Linked DNA regions of Homo sapiens: region 2 is linked to region 1. Evidence: chromatin loops called from intact Hi-C (ENCODE). Cell type or tissue: IMR-90. All regions are shown on one strand. Each heading gives the region's core, and the rest is flanking DNA. Links, peaks and the distances in the headings are about the cores only.

The links. Hi-C counts contacts between places; a loop is a spot of excess contacts. Peaks named below come from ENCODE experiments on the same cell type or tissue, not always from the same donor. Only the 100,000 strongest peaks of a DNase experiment are listed, where the experiment ranks them.
Region 2: a loop joins it to region 1, with 2.2 times the contacts of the local background. A loop is called at or near these places in 8 of 110 quality-filtered maps.

The regions. Positions count from the first base shown.
Region 1 is chr12:45,760,237-45,765,624 of GRCh38, reverse strand. The region is part of intron 3 of ARID2 (AT-rich interaction domain 2); the gene reads right to left. Among named protein-coding and RNA genes, the nearest start is that of ARID2, 33 kb to the right of the region's middle. In IMR-90, for the core only: a CTCF peak has its summit at 2,927 (motif pointing left); a DNase peak (open chromatin) is centred at 2,924.
Region 2 is chr12:45,907,411-45,912,745 of GRCh38, reverse strand. ARID2 (AT-rich interaction domain 2) reads right to left here. Exons shown (of 21, transcript NM_152641.4): 21 at 4,709-5,335. Among named protein-coding and RNA genes, the nearest start is that of SCAF11, 80 kb to the left of the region's middle. In IMR-90, for the core only: no CTCF peak of the experiment used is centred there; a DNase peak (open chromatin) is centred at 3,245; H3K27ac peaks cover 160 bases.

The sequences.
Region 1 (5,388 bases), core at 186-5,185:
AGACAAATCACAGTTTATGTGAAAATATCTGCGAATCACATACTTGATGAAGGACTTCTACCCAGAATATTTTGAAGAACTCACAAAATTCAATTAAAAAAAAAAAAAAACCGAGGCCAGGTTCAGTAGTTCAAACCTCTAATTCCAACACTTTAGGAGGCTAAGGCAGGAGGATCACTTGAGCCCAGGAATTCAAGACCAGCCTGAGCAACATGATGAGACACCATCTCTACAAATAGTTTACTTTTTAATTAGCCAGGATTGGTGGCGTGTGCCTGCAGTCCCAGCTACTTGAGAGGCTATCATGGGAGGATCACTTGAGCACAGGAGTCGAGGCTGCAATGAGCCAAGATTGTGCCACTGCACTCCAGCCTGTGTGACAGAGAGAGACCTTGTCTCAAAAAAAAAGAAAAGAAAAAGAAAACAACCCAATAAAGAAATGGGCATGAGATCAAATACTTAGTTACTTCACCAAAGAATATATACAGTGGAAAAAAACATATATTAAAAATGTTCACATTCATTAGTCATTTAGGGAAATGTAAATTAAAAGAACAATGAGATATTATTACACATCTTTTAGAATGGCTAAAATTAATTTAAAAATTAACAATATCAAATGCTAGCAAGGTTGAGGGACAACTGGAACTCACATATTGCTAATGGAAACACAAAATAGTTCAGCCATTCTCAAAAACAGTTTAGCAGTTTCTTATGAGATCAAATAAATATTTAAGGTATAACCCAGCAATTTTACTCCTTGGTATTTACTCAAATTAAGTGAAAATTTCTGAAAAACTTATATGCGAATGTTTATAGTGTTTTTAATCACCAAAGACTGGAAGCAACCAAATTATTCATCAACTAAAAAAGAATAAAGAATCTTCAGTATATCCACACAACAGAACACTACTTAACAACACAAAAGAATGAATTCTGATAGAGGCACTATGTATAAATCTCAGATGTACTGTACTAAGAAAAAGAAGCCAGGCTTAAAAGGCTTCATACAGTATTATTTCATTTATATCACATTCTTGAAAAAGCACATTTGTAAGGGTATAAAACAGATTAGCGGTTGCCAGAGACTGAAGATGGAGAGCTGGACTGACTACAAGGGACAGAAGAATGTGAGGGGTAACACAACTGTTCTACATCTTCATTTTGGTGGTTCTTACACAACTGTTTGCATGTGTCAAAACTTGCAAGGCAGTACTAAAATGGGTGAATTTTACTGTGTGTAAATTATATTTAATAAAAAGGGGGGAATGATTTCACTACTTAAGTAATGTCAAGCAAAAAAAACAACTCCAACAACATAGAGTTAGCAATTTTCTAATCTGTGTTCTTTCACACAATCACTGTTTCGAGTTCCACCACCAAGTATAACTATAATCAGGAAGCAAAAGATAAGGGTAGAAAATTTGCCTTTTTTATGTAATAAAAAATAAAGGTTAATTACTAAAATAATTTTAATAGTTAAGTGTACTAGTCTTAAATGAAAAAGTAGTTACGTCCATAGATAAGTCTAATATTAAAAAAAAACTAGTTGAGAAATGGTGATCACATAAACTGCTTAAGGAAGCAGGAATTATTTCTCATTTATTTTCTGTTTTTACATCTGAATATAAAACATACAAGCACACAATGAATAAACAGCTTTTCAGTGATCCTTTCTATTTGCAATTTTCTATAAATATTAAATACTCTAAAAATTAAATGGCTCTGTATAATCATCCCAAACATAACACTGAAACCAAAAAACAAACAAAAACCATTAACGATATAAAAATTGCAAATTCTCTAGGTCTCAGTTCCCTCAACAATAACAATCAGCCAGGCACAGTGGCTCACACCTGTAATCCCAACATTTTGGGAGGCCAAGGTGGCGGCATCGCTTGAGGCCAGGAGCTGAAAACTAGTCTGAGCAACACAGAAAAGCCCTGTGTCTACAAAAAAATTTTAAAAAAAATTTTTTTTTTTTTGTAGTCCCAGCTATTCAGGAGGCTGAGGTGGGATGATCCCTTGAGCAGAGTTCAAGGCTGCAGCCTGGGTGACAGAGACTTTGTGTCTGAAAACAATAACAACAGTAACAATCTCCTCCAATTATTTCCCTCTTCCACAGGCAAAACATTTTATGACCTTTTTTTTTTTTGAGTCTGAGTCTCACATTGTCACCTGGGCTGGAATGGAATGGAGCGGTCTTGGCTCACTGCAACCTCCGCCTCCTGGGTTCAAGTGATTCTCCTGCCTCCACCTCCCCGGTAGCTGGGATTACAGGTGCCTGCCTCCACGCCCGGCTAATTTTTTGTATTTTTAGTAGAGACGGGGTTTCACTATGTTGGCCAGGCTGGCCTCAAACTCCTGACCTCATGATCCACCCGCCTTGGCCTCCCAAAGTGCTGGGATTACAGGCGTGAGCCACCGCACCTTGCCTCACATTTTATGACTTTAATGGAATTTACTATTACTAAACTATATTGAACATAATTTTTGTTTTGAAGAATAGTAATACACAATTCTTATAAACCTATTAAGTTAAAACTTCTCATTGGAGAAATAATCCTGGTCTTATCCCAACATTACATACATAAAACACTTAGCACAGTATCCAAGACACAATAAGCACCCAATAAATAGTAGCTGTTATAGATCACAATACTTTAAAAGTCAGTTATATTTCTATCACAAAAGGTTTTTTAAATATACTGTAACCAGAATAGCACAATTTGATGCATGAGGAAAGAGACAGAAATTGTTAAAGATAAACTTGTTCTCTTATCTCTTCATAAAACCACTTTAATACCCTAAGATGTTCTGAGAATTCCAAAGAAATTTAATCATTTATAGCTATTACCTTTAGAAGTAAGATATAGGTTTTGGTTTCTGAAAAGTTAAGAGACTAGCACCATCTGCTGGTATGCTGGCTTATTCCTATGAATCCCACTCTACAGATGACGCTGAGGTAATATAAACATTGCTGGATCTCAAAAACCAGTTCAACAACACTTGAAGACATTGATAATGGTAGGGCATCTTTAGGGATGCACAGAGCACATGAAAGCCAGAGTCTACTCACTGATGGGAAGTATAAACTAGGGTTAAAAATTCTACTTGGGTATACTTTTTACTAGGCTGAATTTTCTTATGCAGATTATTGCCTATGCTATCACTACTTTAGTGTAGAACCTAATCAGCAGTGACAGTGAGATACCAGACTAAAACAAGATAGCAGAGAGGGAGGTGCCCTACTTATGTAAGCAGTGCCTACGGACAAGTGTCCCTAAGAAACAGGAGAGAGCCACATGTGAGAAAAACACCAAGTATGGCTGAGCTCGGTGTATGTCCATCTCTCACTCTCTAAATATACCAGCATTTTATGATTATAGAAGATTTAGCAAATGGGAAAAATTAAAGAGATATTTAAGAAGCATTAATATGGGAAAGGGAAACACATACTGACAAGAAATAACCTCATTCAAGAAAAATCAGAACTAATCAAAAAAAACTTTAAACAGTCATAATAAATAGCCTCAGGCAGACATGAAAAAATATCAGAAATACAAAGCAGGAATAAGCAGTTAAGAGAAAGAAAATATTGGCTGTAAAAATATATATAATTATTGCAATGAAGAATTTTAAAATGGTTTGAATAAGAAAATGAACAGAGTTGATTTAAGAATTAATCTAGGAAATGTTCCAAAGGGTCTCAGAAAGCGACAAAAAGATGAATAAAGCGCTAGTTAAAATATGGTGGGGAAAGTAGTATTAGTGTAAATATCTACCCAAAAGGAATTCTATAAGCAAAGAAAATAAACGAAGAAGAATTTGAAAAAATGACAGAATTTTGCAGAATTCACAATATGAAATCTCAGATTGAAATGGCTTAAAGTGCTAAGGAGAAAAGATAAGGAAAAAAAAAAGTCCATACCTAAATGTACTGGAGTAAAATGTAAGCCTTTCAAAGACAAAATTTTAAAAGCTTCTAGCAAGAGGAGCAGGGGCAACATCACCTAAAAAAGAGCAGGGTCAAACTGATACCAGATTTCAGAACACCACCAGGACAGGAAGAGGACAATAAAACATTACCCTATCCTCAAAATATTGAGGTAGAAAAACAAATCCATGCTTAGAATTTTAAATCAAGGTAAATTATCACTTAATTGTGAATGGTAAACATATTATAGGCAGACAATGCCTCAATGTTTACCACAAAAAAAAGACCTTCTTTCAAAGAACATTTGAAAAATGTAATCTAGTCAAAAAAGAAATATATCCAGAAGAAAACAACAAAATATGGGAAGGAAAAAATTTTAGAAGATGTATTGTTATCTTAAAACAAGTGTATTCATAAGAATAAATAATTAAAACATCACATCACCCTATTTCAAGAAAGTAGGGGTGCAGTGTGGAGAGTATGCTAAACTTCTTGGAATTTGTTGGGCAAGGAAGGGAGAAGAGAAAGATTCAACTTGGACACTGAAGGGATATGATATAAAATGGCAGAGCTAAGTTCTAACATAGAAATAATCACATTAAATTCTAATAGGTTAAACTCAGAAGACATATTCTCAGTTTAAGTGTAAAACAACAATCCAGGCCAGGAACAATGGCTCACATCTGTAATCCCAGTGCTTTGTGGGGCCAACATGGAAGGACTGCTTAAATCCAGGAGATTCGGGCTCCAGTGAGCTATGATCGCACCACTGCACTCCAGCCCAGGCAACAGAGCCAGACCCTATCGCTAAAAACTAAATAAAAATTAAATTTAAAAATTAAGTTAAAAATCCAAAATAAATAAATAAAACCAGGATCCAGCAAAGCTGAAAAAAATAAAGAAACAAAAAGGTACCTAAAAAATATGAACCAAAATAAACCCACCATAGTATCAAAAGAATTTAAATTCAAAGGCAAGGGCAATAAAAGACAAATGGAAACATATACCGGTAAAAAAGCAAATGTGAATATACACAGATACACATATATACAGCCTCAACATACATAAGCAACAACTTATGTATAGATACACATATATACAGTCTCAATGTACATAAGCAACAACTAAAAATCTGTGTGCAAAAACACAAAAAAACACAAAAAACACAAAAGAAACACAAAAACACCAAAAAAACACACACGCAGAAAAAACAACTAAAAATCTGTGTGCAAAAGAGATTAACAATTCTAATTAGACGTTGTTAACAAGCCTTCAGAAAATGACAAAAAAAATTTAAAAACCTCAAAATTTGAAAAATGCCACTTTGAAAGTCTGATATCATATGACGTATGTGACATCACAATAAACATAAAATATATTCTTTTTGAGCTTACACAGAACATTCATAAAAACTGACCATATAATAGCCCAAAGAGACACTTCAATTACCT
Region 2 (5,335 bases), core at 336-5,335, 150 kb before region 1:
GAAATAACATCTGTATATTTCTGTTTCCATTATCCTGCTCCAAAGTGTGTGAAGTCCTCATAATCAGTCAAATATTATAAATATAATAAACTAAGTGGTCACCCTATTTAGTCTTTCAGATCATCCTGCTGACTTCTAAATTAATCATCTAATTCAACTAATATTAATTATATACTTGTGATGAGCCACGTAATTCCTGTATGCCATATTGCCAACAAACTTTACAGCAGAACTCCAAACAAAATCTAATTACAAAGGAATGAGTCTGCTCAGGCTGAAGGTGAGGACTGCACAGCTGCTTAGCCATCCTCTTGCCTATGGCTCTCAATCTGACTTCCTTTGAGGCACCTCTGGTTAGTCCCATTCGCCCTCAGAACCTAATTTGGATTGTATTTGTACTTGCCATTTGCACACTTCCAGACTGCTCTGTGGAATTATCTTACTAGATAATAAGGGAAATTCCGCTCCTAAGTTAATGTCCAACAGAAACACATGCCCCAGTGCATCAAGAGACGAGTAGAATGTTTATAGCATCATATGTAGTTGCCCCAAATTAGAAACAATCTAAATGCCATCAGTATTGGGAATATTCAGCAATAAAAATAAGGGAACCATTGCTACATCCAACAATATAGGTGAATCTCACAACCAAGCTGAGTGAAAGATAGACACAAAATATAATCCAATACTGTATTTCTGTAATAGTTCAAAAATTGACAAAACTAAATTATAGTGTTTAGAGATCCATACTTACGTAGTAAAGGTAAAAAAAAAAACATAAAGAATAGAAGCAGTTGCCTTGAAAATTCAGATAGTGGTTACTGATGGGGGTTTAGGGGCTTTGATTGAGATGGGACATGAGAGGCTTCTGGGGGGACTATCAAGGTCTTTTCTTGATCTGGGCAACGGCTACATAGGGTTTGCTGTAAAACAATAAGCCAGGCACTGTGAGTCATGCCTGTAATCCCAGCTACTCGGGAGGTTGAGGCAGGAGGATTGCTTCAGGCCAGGAGTTCAAGACCAGCCTGAGCAACATAGCAAGACCCTATCTCTAAAAACATAAAAATAAAGCTCTACTCTACATTTTACTCACTTTGTTATATGTGTTATATTTCATAATTTAAAAGTTTTTAAAGAAAGTACCAAGGGGCTAGCAATTAACCCAAGGCCATTGTTTTAGATTTGATAGTCAAATCTACATTTTTCCCATTCTCTCAATCCAGTCCCAAAGGCAAAAAGAAAATCCATGAACTTGAAGGGGGAAAAAAAATCTCCATTCAAAGAATAATTTTGCATCACATAAGACATACATCTGTTAGGAACCAGAAATAAGTAAAAAGCAACAAACATTCAAGGGCCTACTCTGCACAAGATTGAAGTTGTGTGTTCATTTCAAATAGTGCTCAGCCAGGCATGGTGGCTCACGCCTGTAAATCCCAGCACTTTGGGATGCCAAGGCAGTAGGATTGCTTGAGCCCAGGAGTTGAGACCAGCCTAGGCAACATAGTGAGGCCTTGTCTCTATAGCCAATCAGTCAGTCAAAAACAATGCTTTCTGTATTAGATTGCACCAACTTTCAGGTCCTTTCTTTTTCTAAGTTACTTTAACCATGCCATTTTCTACCTAAAGATGAAAAACAAACTCATTTTCAATGGTTGTACAATTTAGAAAAGTGCCTGTCCCAGGCAGCTGCCTTGCAAAAGTGATTTCGTTTAAAAGGTCAACCTGAAAGCCAGTCTAGTTTTGTCTTTCACAGTTTAGCTATAAATAGAGCATCATATTTGATAATTCAAATCAATACATCTTCTCAAAAGCAAAGGCTAAACGTTTTCTCCAGTTTAGGGAAGTCATAATGTATAGTCCAGAGATTCCGAAGCCCCTCTCAACCAAATGTGTTGGTTAAACTTACTTACTACATTTGATTTCAAAACTACACTTTGTGGGGCCCTGTTAGTTCTGTTTACTAGGTGGCCAAGACATTTCTATCATCTCACTCTGCTCCTCCCTGATATTGTCGAGTTTCATTTTTGTGCATTTTGTGTGTGGAGAATGTTTATAGCTTTGACCTCTTACTAGTTAACCCCTGCACTTGTCAATCTATAACCTCCTCTCATCCTCAACAAGACCTCTCCAAACTCAAACTCTCTTACTACCATTAGGTCTGTCCATTTCTATTTTATTATTATTTTGAGACAAGGTCTCACTCTGTTGCCCAGGCTGGAGTGGAGTGGCACAAACACAGTTCACTGTAGCTTCAACCTCCTGGGCTCAAATATCCACATGCTTCATCCTCTCCAGTAGTTGGAACCACAGGTGTGCACCACCACACCCAGCTAATTTTCTTATTTTTTGTAGAGACAAAGTCTGCACCATGTTAACCAAGTTGGTCTCAAATTCCTGAGCTTGAGCAATCTTCCTGCCTCAGCGTCCCAATGTGCTGGAATTATAGGTGCGAACCACCATGCCTGGCTGAGGTCTGTCAAATTTCTACTAGCCCTTAGAATCTCTCATTAAAAAGACATTTTCCCTTCTCAGGGGTCGGGCGCGGTGGCTCACACCTCTAATCCCAGCACCTTGGAAGACCGAGGTGGGTGGATTGCTTGAGGTCAGGAGTTCAAGACCAGTATGGGCGACATGGCAAAATACTATCTCTACAAAAAAATAAATAAACACAAAAATTAGCCAGGCATGGTGGCTCGCACCTGTAATCCCAGCTAACTCAGGAGGCTGAAGTGGGAGGACCGCTTGAGCCTGGGAGGCGGAGGTTGCAGTGAGCCGAGATTACACCACTGCACTTCAGTATGGGTGACAGAGCCAGACCCTGTCTTAAAAATAAAGAAATAAAAGATAAAAAATAATACAAAGTACTTAAAAAGAAAAAGACATTTTGCCTTCTCCACAAAGCCTTTCCTACTTTCCCTTTCCAACTCAGCATCAAATGAAGCCTGCTACATGATTAAACTCCCCAAACTGTTTATAATTTCCTTATGGCACATGTTTTTATCTTTTATCGTATTGGGTATTATTTGTAAGTTTGGGCTACCTTCAGAGCAGGATGTCTCCGCCTTCCAAAGCAGCAGCATAGGTACTCCAACAGTATTGTGCATTGAAGGTGATTTAAAGGTGTACGCTGGGGAAAATCCTATTAACATCATACTATTGTTAAGGAGTATGACTCTTTCCAAAGGAGTCAGCAGATGGTTGTTTGAACTAGGCACCAGACGGATAGTTGATTAGAAACTGTGGTTTCAACTTACTATAAATATTTGTCTTAGAAATGGCCCTTTGTCAAGGGTATTTCCAGAAAATTTTTCTGGCTGTATAAAGTGGTGCCAAGTTAATGAATGAAATACTTGGGAAATCTGAAGAATTATGGAAAATCTTAAAAAGACAAAATGCAAAGAAAGAAAATACTAGGAACAATGAGGCAAATACAAACGAAAAGATCCACACCAAAATTAGGGGTACATAGTGTTTATACTAGCAGACTCCTGGCCTTGAGTCTGACTCTCTGAGGAAAGAATTCTCCCAATTACTCTTCATAACTAGGCTTCAGAGGAGCTGGATAGTTTAACCACTTACTTGCTGTTAAGAACCTGGTCAAGGTACTTACTCATCTTAACCCTCTTTTCCCCACTTGTGAAATATTAGCTATTACATTGGGCTGTTGTGAAGGCTGAAACAATACATGTAAAATGCTTAGCACAGTGCCTGACAGAGTAGTGTTCAGCAAAGTATTAGTGACTAGTTTAAAACAGCACCTTAAATTTTGGAAACAATTTAAATGTCCATCGATATGGGGTCTAGTTAAATATAGTATACCCATACAATGGAAAACTATATTGTATAGCTGTAAGAAGGATGAGAAAGCTATGTACCAATATGGAATAAACTTAAAATATTAAAATTTCAAGAAAGTACGGCATATTATTTATGGTATGACATATTTTTGTGTAAAAAAGAGAAAATATTGAATTCACTTGTATGTAATCAACACCAGAGATGTACTCAAGAAATGTGAACAGTGGTTATCTGGTTGGGGGACACGGGTGGTGAAGCAGATGGGAATGAGGCTTTTCATATAATTTAACTTTTTGATTAAGTTACTTTCTAAAGGCAGTTTATGTTTTAAATAAATGTATACAATGTGGGTTGTATCTCAGACTAAAATCCACAGGAGCCAGGACTTGACTTAATAATAGCCTTTTCTTTTAATATTTAAATGTAGTCTTATTAATCAAAGTAAATGGATCTACTTAAGTATATGCCAGTGTGTCTTAGTGTTTCTTATCCACACACAAGGCAATCCTGGACTTAATTTTTACCAATAGGAAATGAGGCTATATAATTGAAATGAAAGAGTTACAAATACCAGTGTAGTAATGTAATTAGACAGTGGTACTGTCTTCATTTGTTTTGTTGCCTCTGGAGAAGGCTAGTGTAGTTGTCGTATGACTGACTGCTGTATGAGTCTGAGAAGAGTCAAGCAGTATGAAAGTGATCGGCTAAAATTTCCTAATAGATACTGGATTTTGTTCTCATTTAACTTACTATTTGGTAACAGTGACAGTGCCAGGTGTCCCACGTGGTTAACCCCATAGCTCCACTTCTGCTCTTTAGCAGCTTCTGCTTTGCATCATGTTTCCTCTGTTTGGTATTTAACAGCAGTGGTTAAGATCAGGACAGAAGTCACTTATCCAAAACATTCTCATTTTAAAAATCATTTTATTGTCATTTCATGGTTAAAAAAACATACATGACATGACTATAAAGTAATGAGACGAGTTCTCAGGTGTGGGTTGGATTACTGAGTCTCATTAATATATAGTCACAATCCTGACTTGAGCTTGGAAGAAAAATATGCCTTCGCTATATGATTATCAATTTTGTTACTTAAAATTTATTGAGTGCCAACAGAGCACTAGGCACATATATAACACAGAATTATACAGTCTCTATGTTGTAGACTATATTATTTACATAGATTTCTCAAAGATAACATTAAAGCATGTATTTACAGAACTTTAGACAAAAATAACAATACTGTAAATCAGCAAGTTTCTGTCTAGCAAGGAGCACCTTTTCATGAATGAGAGGGTTTTGCAGAACTTATTGTGCAAAAGCACTTTAATTCCATTACACAGCAAGTCCATATTATTATATAGTTCTATAAAGCTATAAGAAGAAAAACCTAAGTGGGAAGCCATGATCAGTTTCATTAGGTCAAACGCATTTAGGAAATTCTCTGCTGAGACTGAAGCTTAAAAGGCTACAGTCATATTTACATATTATAGCAGAAAAGCTAGAACTACAGCATGCAATTCAATGAGGTGGA